2 separate regions of the Homo sapiens genome follow, and region 1 is linked to region 2. Evidence: read pairs that join two places in POLR2A ChIA-PET (ENCODE). Cell type or tissue: OCI-LY7. All regions are shown on one strand. Region 1 overlaps EYA3 (EYA transcriptional coactivator and phosphatase 3). Region 2 overlaps EYA3 (EYA transcriptional coactivator and phosphatase 3).

Region 1 (5,000 bases), 78 kb after region 2:
TGCCTCTCGGGTTCAAATGATTCTCCTCCCTCAGCATCCCAAGTAGCTAGGATTACAGGTGCCCGTTACCATGCCTGGCTAATTTTGTTGTTGTTGTTGTTGTTGTTGTTGTTGTTGTTGTTGTTGTTGTTTGAGACGGAGTCTCGCTGTGTCACCTGGGCTGGAGTGCAATGGCGTGATCTCAGCTCACTGCAAGCTGTGCCTCCTGGGTCCACGCCATTCTCCTGCCTCAGCCTCCCCAGTAGCTAGGACTACAGGCGCCTGCCACCACGCCCAGCTAATTTTTTTTTTTTTTTTTTTTGTATTTTTAGTAGAGACAGGGTTTCACCGTGTTAGCCAGGATGGTCTTGATCTCCTGACCTCGTGATCCGCCCACCTCGGCCTCCCAAAATGCTGGGATTACAAGCGTGAGCCACTGCGCCCAGCCCTAATTTTTGTACTTTTAGTAGAGACAGGGTTTTACCATGTTGGCAAGGCTGGACTCGAACTCCAGCCTCAAGTGATCCGCCTGCCTCGGTCTTCCAAAGTGCTGGGATTACAGGTGTGAGCCACTGTGCTTGGCCAGGAGGTTTGTGTTTTTTTTTTCTCCTGAGATAATATCTCGCTCTGTCATGCAGGCTGGAGTACAGTGGCGCAAACACAGCTCACTGCAGCTTCGATCTCTTGAGCTAAAGCAATCCTCCTGCCTCAGTCCTCCAGGTATCTGGGACTACAGGCACATGCCACCATACCCGGCTAATTTTGTTTTATTTTTGTAGAGATGGGATCTCGCCATGTTGCCCAGTCTCATCTTGAAATCTGAGGCTCAAGTGATTCTCCTGCCTCAGTCTCCCAAAGTGCTGTGATTATAGGCATGAGCTTCTATACCCAGCCTCTGTTAGTATTTTCTACAGGCTTTTAGTGTCTAGTCTGGCATGCTGACATAAGCTATATAACTAAACTGATTATAAAAATATATAAAATTAAAAAAATTATATATATATTTATAAAATAAGACCAGGCGTGGTGGCTCTCATCTGTAATCCCAAAATGTGTATAAAAATTTTATATATTGGCCAGGCATGGTGGCTCACGCCTGTAATCCCAGCACTTTGGGAGGCCAAGGCGGGTGGATCACCTGAGGCCAGGAATTCGAGACCAGCCTGGCCAACAGGGTGAAACCCCATCTCTACTAAAAATACAAAAATTGCCGGGTGCGGTGGCTCACACCTGTAATCCCAGCACTTTGGGAGGCCGAGGAGGGCAGATCAGCTGAGGTCAGGAGTTCGAGACCAGCCTGACCAACATGGAGAAACCCCGTCTCTACTAAAAATACAAAATTAGCTGGGCGTGGTGGCACATGCCTATAATTCCAGCTACTAGAGAGGATGAGGCAGGAGAATCGCTTGAACCTGGGAGGCGGAGGTTGCGGTGAGCTGAGATCGCACCATTGCACTCCAGCCTGGGCAACAAGAGCGAAATTCCGTCTCAAAAAAATAAATAAAATAAAATAAAAATTCAAAAATTAGCCGGGCATGGTGGCACATGCCTGTAATCCCAGCTACTAGGGAGGCTGAGGCAGGAGGATCACTTGAACCTGGGAGGTGGAGGTTGCAGTGAGCCGAGATCGCGCCGCAGCACTCCAGCCTGGGTGACAGAGCGAGACTTTTTTTTTTTTTTTTTTGAGACAGAGTCTCGCTCTGTCACCCAGGCTGGGGTGCCATGGTGCGATCTCTGCTCACTGCAAGCTCCACCTCCCAGGTTCACGCTATTCTCCTGCCTCAGTCCCCTGAGTGGCTGGGACTACAGGTGCCCGTCACCATGCCCAGCTAATTTTTAGTAGAGATGGGGATTCACCACGTTAGCCAGGATGGTCTTGATCCCCTGACCTCATGATCCACCTGCCTTGGCCTCCCAAAGTGCTGCGATTACAGGCGTGAGCCACTGCGCCTGGCAAAAAAAAATTTTATATATTTACATATACACATAATATTATTTCATGAAAAACAGTTTTTTACATTATAAACAAACACTAAGCTTCATGGTGAAATTTTTGGCTTTGACATTTAAGTTCACCTTTGAGCTGAAGAAGATATAATGGGAAGAGCACAGGACTGGGAGTCAGAAGACCTGAACGTGAAAATACAATGTATATATCTTGTATCATATATATTATTATATAAAATATATATTAAAATAATGTAATAAGTATATTCATATAATATGTGAATATATTTACATAGTGATATAGTTTATATAAATTATATATTACTGTGTATATATAATGTATATATCTTATATAAATATATACAGTGATATAGATATGTGTATAAATACACAAACACACGTACACACTTTGAGACAGAGTCTCACTCTGTCACGCAGGCTGGAGTGCAGTGGTGCAGTCTCAGCTTACTGCAACCTCTGTTTCCTGGGTTCAAGTGATTCTCCCACCTCAGCCTTCCAAGTACCTGGGACTGCAGGTGTGCACCACCATGCCCAGCTATTTCTGTGTTTACTTTTGTAGAGACATGGTTTCACCATGTTGCCCAGGCTAGTCTCAAACTCCTGGGCTCGAGCAGTCCACCTGCCTTGGACTCCCAAAGTGCTAGGATTACAGGCGTGAGCCACTGTACCCGGCCAAATTTTATTTTTTGTGGAGACGGGGGTCTTGCTTTGTTGCCCCAGCTAGTCTAGAATTCCTAGCCTTAAGCAATCTTCCCGCCTCAGCCTCCCAAAGTGCTGAGATGACAGGTGTGAGCTAGCTACCTTGCCTGGTCAGCATTGTATCTTTTTAAAAACATATTTTCTGGCCAGGTGCGGTGGCTCACACCTGTAATCCCAGCACTTTGGGAGGCCGACGGGGGTGGATCACAAGGTTAGGAGATCAAGACCATCCTGGCTAACATAGTGAAACCCTGTCTCTACTAAAAATACAAAAAATTAGCCAGGCGTGGTGGCGGATGCCTGTAGTCCCAGCTACTCGGGAGGCTGAGGCAGGAGAATGGCATGAACCTGGGAGGCAGAACTTGCAGTGAGCCAAGATTGCACCACTGCACTCCAGCCTGGGCGACAGAGTGAGACTCCGTCTCAAAAAAAAAGAAAAAAAAAATCATATTTTCTGTCCTCATTTATCTTTATGAAACTACTAATTTCTAGAAACTAAAGTCCTGAAATTTTTAACTGTCCATATCTTCTCTATTTTACAATCCTGGATTCTCATAACTGTGAATGAAATTGCATCAATGATAGTTTGAAGCACAGTTGGGAGCTCGTGTGTTTTGGCCTTGACCTAAAATAATTTTGAAATTTGAAGATTAGAACCAGGACTGTGACTACCAAGTCAAGCTGATTTTTTCTTATTGTCTTCTAGGACCCAACAGTAGTGATTGGCTCAGGTTTAACAATGGAAGAAATGATTTTTGAAGTGGCTGATACTCATCTATTTTTCAATGACTTAGAGGTAAGCATTTTAAATTGTTTCTGTGCTTCACTGAGACACTTCATTCAATAACTATTTAGAGCTTTTGCTTATTATATTAGAAGATATGTGTTTAGATAGGGTGGATATGGAGAGGCCAGCTGGCCACTAAGGCATACATACATAGTCTTAGAGAAATAGTACTTGTGGTTGGGTCACCACAGTTTTGGTTCTGACATTCAATTTTATTGGCTCAAAAATTTGATTTTTGTTAGTTTATTTGGAGGTGATCTAGCACTAGGGGAAAGGCCAACCCATCAGGCAAAACACTGACATATAAACCAATATTCTAACTTAATAATCTATATTAAATAATATATATAAAGTGAGTTTGATTATTTGTACTCTCAATTATGTTTTGACTTTTCTTCCATTTTACATTCTTAAAGGATAGTCTCCTGATTTGTCGAATCTATAAATGGTTACTCTAACCCATCATATTTTATACATATTTGTTGTTCATATGTAGGTTAACCTTGATATTCAGAATAATTTTATAGTTAGGTGCCAGAAAAACCAGGAAACACTAAGAGCTTCATGGTGAAATTTTTTGGCTTTGACATTTGAGTTCACCTTTAAGGTGAACATGGTGTAGCAGAAGGAGCACAGGACAGGGAGTCAGAAGACCAGAATGTGAATCTCACATAGGGAAAGTTATGTTCCCATTCTGGGCCTCAGTTATGCAGTCATCCTACACAGGAAACTACCAACACTGATTACCATCTATGGAGAGGGATGAGTTGCCAGGACACAAAGGTGGGAGGGAGCACACTTTTCACTTCATGTCCTTTGAATTTTGAGCTGTGTAGTACATGTTTTACCTAGTTTTAAAAATAGTGAAAATTTTAAAGTAAAGTAATATAGGATTTTATAGGCTGGGCGTGGTGGCTCATGCCTGTAATCCCAAAACTTTGGGAGGCCGAGGCGGGCAGATCACTTGAGGTCAGGAGTTCGAGACCAGCCTGAGCACCATGGTGAAACCCCGTCTCTACCAAAAATACAAAAATTAGCCGGGCATGGTGGCGCACACCTGTAATCCCAGCTACTCAGGAGGCTGAGGCAGGAGAATTGCTTGAACCCAGAAGGGGAAGGTTGCAGTGAGCAAAGATTGCACTACTGCACTCCAGCCTGGGCAGCAGAGAGAGACTCTGTCTTTAAAATAAAAAATAAAAAGATAGTATTTTATAAACACAAAGTAATCATTTTTTTAATCTTTTTTTTTTTTTTAGTAATAGAGATGGGGTTTCACTGTATTGCCCAGGCTGGTCTCAAACTCCTGAGCTCAAGTGATCCTCCCACCTTGGCCTCCCAAAGTACTGGGATTACCGGCGTGAGCACTGCACCCAGCCAACACAAAGTAATCCCATCTCTTTTAAAATAAACGTCTGTTCTACTCAACAGACAATTCTTCAATAAATTAATAGTGCCCCGAGCTCCAGTACTTTTGTCTAAACTCCATAATGCTTTAATCTTCCCTCAACTTCATATGTTGATAAATTAGGACATCATAGTTTTTATTCAGCAAACATTTATTGAAAAC
Region 2 (5,000 bases):
GTAGGTAGTTGCTATCAGCACCGTTACTACGGGAATACATTAGAATGATTAGCTTTTAGGTGAAATTGAATTTTTTCTTTAGTTTCCATAGTGACTGAAAACGATTTAGGTCAGCTTCACCTGTTGTGCCCCTCCCCCTTTTCAAAATAAGAGGAACATTTAATTTAGCACAATGATGTTAATTTTTTCCTAGTAGATTGATGAAATGAATGTGATAATCTCACTCTCTTTACCAAAAGAATAATCCAATATATACATGTATGAATTTTGGGGGAATATTTCAGACTTTAGAGAACATTATAGGATAAAAAATAGTACCTAAATATCTTATAAAAATCAGTGTTTTATTACATCACTGAATTTTTCTCTTTTAAATTTAAAAATGTCAAATTTAGGAAACATCTGTGATAATTTAAAGAATAATTTTTGAAATCTGCTTTTGCTTTTCACCAGGTGTTCTTCTGCTATAGGTTAGGAAGCAGTAGTTAGGCAACACTAATGAATAATATTCTTGAGAGTGAGAACTAGAGCTTCACAAAGAGAATAGGCCATCTCTCATATTTAGTGGGGCATTTAATAGGTAGATAAACTGAAAATTTTTGCTTTCATTTCTATGTATTTTTTGTTAGTATGTATTTATTTACTGTAGGTACCTCACATTCTGTGCAAAAAAAAATTTTTGGAAGTAACTCAGTGGTTTCCTTTATCTTTTTTGTTCTCTTTCAGAGGCTTGCTTATATAAAACTACAATTTAGAGAACCATCGGCCGGGCGCAGTGGCTCATGCCTGTAATCCCAGCACTTTGGGAGGCCGAGGCGGGAGGATCACCTGAGAGGCAGGAGTTCAAGACCAGCCTAGCCAACATGGTGAAACCCCGTCTCTACCAAAAAAAAAAATACAAAATTAGCCAGGCATGGTGGCAGGCGCCTATAATCCCAGCTACTTGGGAGGCTGAGGCAGGAGAATCGCTTAAACCCAGGAGGCGGAGGTTGCAGTGAGCCGAGACCACGCTATTGCACTCCAGCCTGGGCAACAAGAGCGAAACTCCGTCTCAAAACAAACAAACAAAAAAGAGAACCATCAAACTCTGAATGTTGTTTCCTCTGTAGTATGAAGTGGTTATTTTCTTCCCTTTTTGACTGGCCATTTTTTTTTTTTTTCTGATAAAGTGGCTTTTAAACTTTTCTGATCATGACCCACTATAAAATACATTTTACATTGCTATCCAGTACTCAGACACATATATGTACATATTAATATTTGAAATCGAAACAGAAGTTTCTTGAAACAGTATCTTTACTACTGGTGATGCATTGTAATATTAATATTTTCTATTCTATTTTGTTTGTTTGTTTGTTTTTTGAGACAGGATCTCACCCTGTATCACCTGGGCTGAAGCGTAGTGACGCTATCACGGCTCACTGCAGCCTCGACCTCCTGGGCTCAGGTGATCCTCCTGCCTCAGCCTCCCAAGCAGCTGAGACTACAGGTGTGTGCCACCATGCCTCACTAATTTTTTTTGTTTGTTTGTTTTGTGTTTTATAGATGCGGTTTCACTGTATTGCCCAGGCTGGTCTTGAACTCCTGGGCTCAAGTGATCCTCCTGCCTCAGCCTCCCAAAGTGCTGGAATTATAGGTGTGAGCCACTGTGCCTGGCCTCTATTTGTTTTATTGTTTTTAATTTAAAACAAACTGCTGGTTTCCATTCACTAAGTTGATATCAGTGCCGTTACTACGGGAATACATTAGAATGATTAGCTTTTAGGTGAAATTGAATTTTTTCTTTAGTTTCCGTAGTTAATGCAATGTACCTGCAGTTTGCAAAATTTTAGTGACTGCTAGATCTTTCCCCTAATATTGTCTTTTTGTAATGGAAAATGTTTAGGTTTGGGGCCAGGTGTGGTGGCTCATGCCTGTAATCCCAGCACTTTGGGAGGCTGAAGTAGGAGGATCACTTAAGCCCAGGAGTTCAAGACTAGCCTGGGCAACATAGCGAGACCCTGTCTCTACCAAAAAAAAAAAAAAGAAAATGTTTAGGTTTGCTAGTTTTTTTCTCTGCAATGTACGTGGATGGATTCTGTAAAACTTAACCTAAATAGCTGCAGAACAATCATTGAGAGAGGGAGGTCCTGTTGCCCTGATTACCATTACTGTCATCCCTGTTCTTTACCATTTCTAGGCACATTATTTTAAAAACTTATTTTGGAATCGTGAGGTTGAAAATGCTCGGTTGTATGCTGAGCTTCTATCGTTAGAATCCTTTGCTAGTTTCCATCTAACAGTCCAAAGTTTAGGTCCTTTCAGTTGGTTTTCACAAACCTTGCTTCTGTTCTTGGCAACTAGTCAAAAGGTTACAAAGCTGCTTTATTCTGCTCTCTTCTGGCCCAAGTCCAGTCTTTGTAAACCAAAAAAAGAGGACTGAGGAATGAAGCAGTTTGCTCATGTGTATATGGTCAGGTGAAATAACATGACTGAAGAGTAATTAGGGTTTGCGACAGTGGATTACATTTATGTATTGTCCCAATTCGTTTCCTGTAATCACAAAGGGGGAAAGGGCGTAGAAATATCAACAGTTCCTTGCCTATCCTAGCTGGTAGAGTGAAACAGGGTCAGCAGACATACTCTACTATTTTTATACCACTACCTGCTCTTAACACTTAGTGAGCACTTACTATGTGCCAGGCACTATTTAAAGCACTTCACTTGTGTTAACTCATACTCATACTTGGGAGGCCTGGGGAAAAAAAATGAGAATGGTAAAGGATAAAGAAGAAGACTTGCCATCTTCTCGTATGTTCTCATTACTTGGCTTAAGAATTCTGGCTGTTGATGACTATAGTATGGCATATCATACATTTTAAGCTCAGTCAGCTTTTAAATATCACCAGTCCTGTCTGCATTGTTCCATTATGAGACACATAGCTGTGGTTTGAGAACTCAGGCTTTGAAGCTAGCCTGCCTGGGCTCGAATACCAGGTTGGTGACTTACTATGTGTATAGCATTGGGGAAGTTACTCTCTGTGCCTTAGTTTTCTCATCTGTAAAATGGTGATAATAACAAATAGCTTCTATTTTATAGACTTATTGAAAGATTAAAATAATTAATGTATTACCTGGGCATGGTGGTGCATGCCTATAATCCCAGCTACTCAGGAGGCTGAGGCATAAAAATTGCTAAACCTGGGAGGTGGAGGTTGCAGTGAGCTGAGATCATGCCACTGCGCTTCAGCCTGGGTAACAGAGCGAGACTGTCTCAATTAAAGAAAAGAAGAAGAAAAAGAAATAGTTAATATATTAAAAGTACTTAGAACGGTACCTGACCCATAAGAAGCATTCCATAAATGTTTGCTATTAATAGTATCAACTCACAGTTGGAGCTCCTGAGAGTGTTTGTGACTATGATGAGTTCTGTATATTTGCTGAGTAACAGGGCATGATTGACATTTAATGTTATATTGCTCAGGAGCTTGAAAATATCTTGTCTTGAGGACCTGTAGGGAAAGTTCTTGTGTAGCGTGTTGGATTTAAAGCTAAAGGTTATCAAGGCTACAGGCCCAACTTTTAAAATCTCTCTTAGGAACCACTTGTTATTTGGGCCGTAATCTTAATAGTTTTAATGGTTTGCTATTTGGGAAAACTTAAGTGGAGCTAGTTAGTGAATTGACTTTCATTCAAGACCAGATTTCTTTCCTTTTTATCTTTGGTGTAAGATATTTATTTATTTTATTTTTCTTTAACAAACACTTATATTATCCTGTCTGATGGAGTTTTGAAGGGGTAAATAAATTTGGAGAAATAAAACATTAATAAAAAAACTGAACCTAGATTTTACAGTTCTTCTAACAGCTAAAGACATAGATTTCAAAAGACTTAGTTCTGTTAGTATAGTGTATAGTCAGTGTTATCCAAACACTGATAAGCTGATATATAGGACTGATGTATAGATGAGATATATAGGTATGTAGAATGTTAGAGAATTGATGACATAGGGTACAACTTTGTATAACTGGAAGCAGCACATTTATAGAATATTCATGTTGTGATTCTCAGAAATTTTAACTGCACAGATTAAAGAAGGATGAAGATAAAGTTTTAGAGTCTTTGAGTCTGGATCTTCAAACAGATTTTTTAAAAAATTTCTTTTATCATATTCTTATTCTTTTTGATTTCTTGTTTTTTTTTCATGTCACTTGTTAACACCCACTACAAACAGAGAAATTCTTATGCTGACAAGTTACTAAAATTGGAGAGAGATCCAAGGAGTGTTGGAAGAAATATAGAAGAACCATTGTACTGTTATTAAGCTCACTTTGACATAGCTAATTCAGGTTAACCTCCTCCTTCTTAATACTTTTTACTATGGTTTTGAAATTTTTCCTTTGGAACACATCTTCCTGTTTCATTAGGAACTTGTTGGGGAAGCACGGTGGCTCATGCCTATAATCCCAGCACTTTGGGAAGCTGAGGCAGGCGGATCACCTGAGGTCAGGAGTTCGAGGCCAGCCTGGCCAACCTGGTGAAACCCCGTCTCTACTGAAAATACAAAAAACTTAGCTGGGTATGGTCATGCACACCTGTAATCCCAGCTACTCAGGAGGCTGAGGCAGGAGAATCGCTTGAATCCAGGAGGCGGAGGTTGCAGTGAGCCGAGATTGCGCCACTGTACTCCAGCCTGGGTGACAGAATAAGACTGTCTCAAAAAAAAAAAAAAAAAAAGATTGTTTTGTAAACAATTTCAAAGGATGATTTTTGTTAAGTAATATTAGAAATTATAAAAACAGACCGGGCGTGGTGGCTTGCACCTGTAATCCCAGCACTTTGGGAGGCTGAGGCGGGTGGATCACCTGAGGTCAGAAGTTCGAGACCAGCCTGACCAACATGGAGAACCCCGTCTCTATTAAAAATATACAAAATTAGCCAGGCGTGGTGGCGCATGCCTGTAATCCCAGCTACTCAGGAGGCTGAGGCAGGATAATCACTTAAACCCTGGAGGCGGAGGT

What was found. ChIA-PET counts read pairs that join two places held together with the same protein. Peaks named below come from ENCODE experiments on the same cell type or tissue, not always from the same donor. Only the 100,000 strongest peaks of a DNase experiment are listed, where the experiment ranks them.
Region 1: POLR2A ChIA-PET joins it to region 2 with 8 read pairs; 11 of 35 experiments call an interaction of 5 or more read pairs at or near these places.

The regions. Positions count from the first base shown.
Region 1 is chr1:27,998,402-28,003,401 of GRCh38, reverse strand. EYA3 (EYA transcriptional coactivator and phosphatase 3) reads left to right here. Exons shown (of 18, transcript NM_001990.4): 12 at 3,353-3,442. Among named protein-coding and RNA genes, the nearest start is that of XKR8, 41 kb to the right of the region's middle. In OCI-LY7, no CTCF peak of the experiment used is centred here; no DNase peak of the experiment used is centred here.
Region 2 is chr1:28,076,821-28,081,820 of GRCh38, reverse strand. All of the region lies in intron 1 of EYA3 (EYA transcriptional coactivator and phosphatase 3), which reads left to right. Among named protein-coding and RNA genes, the nearest start is that of EYA3, 9.3 kb to the left of the region's middle. In OCI-LY7, no CTCF peak of the experiment used is centred here; no DNase peak of the experiment used is centred here; H3K4me3 peaks cover 173 bases; H3K27ac peaks cover 3,857 bases.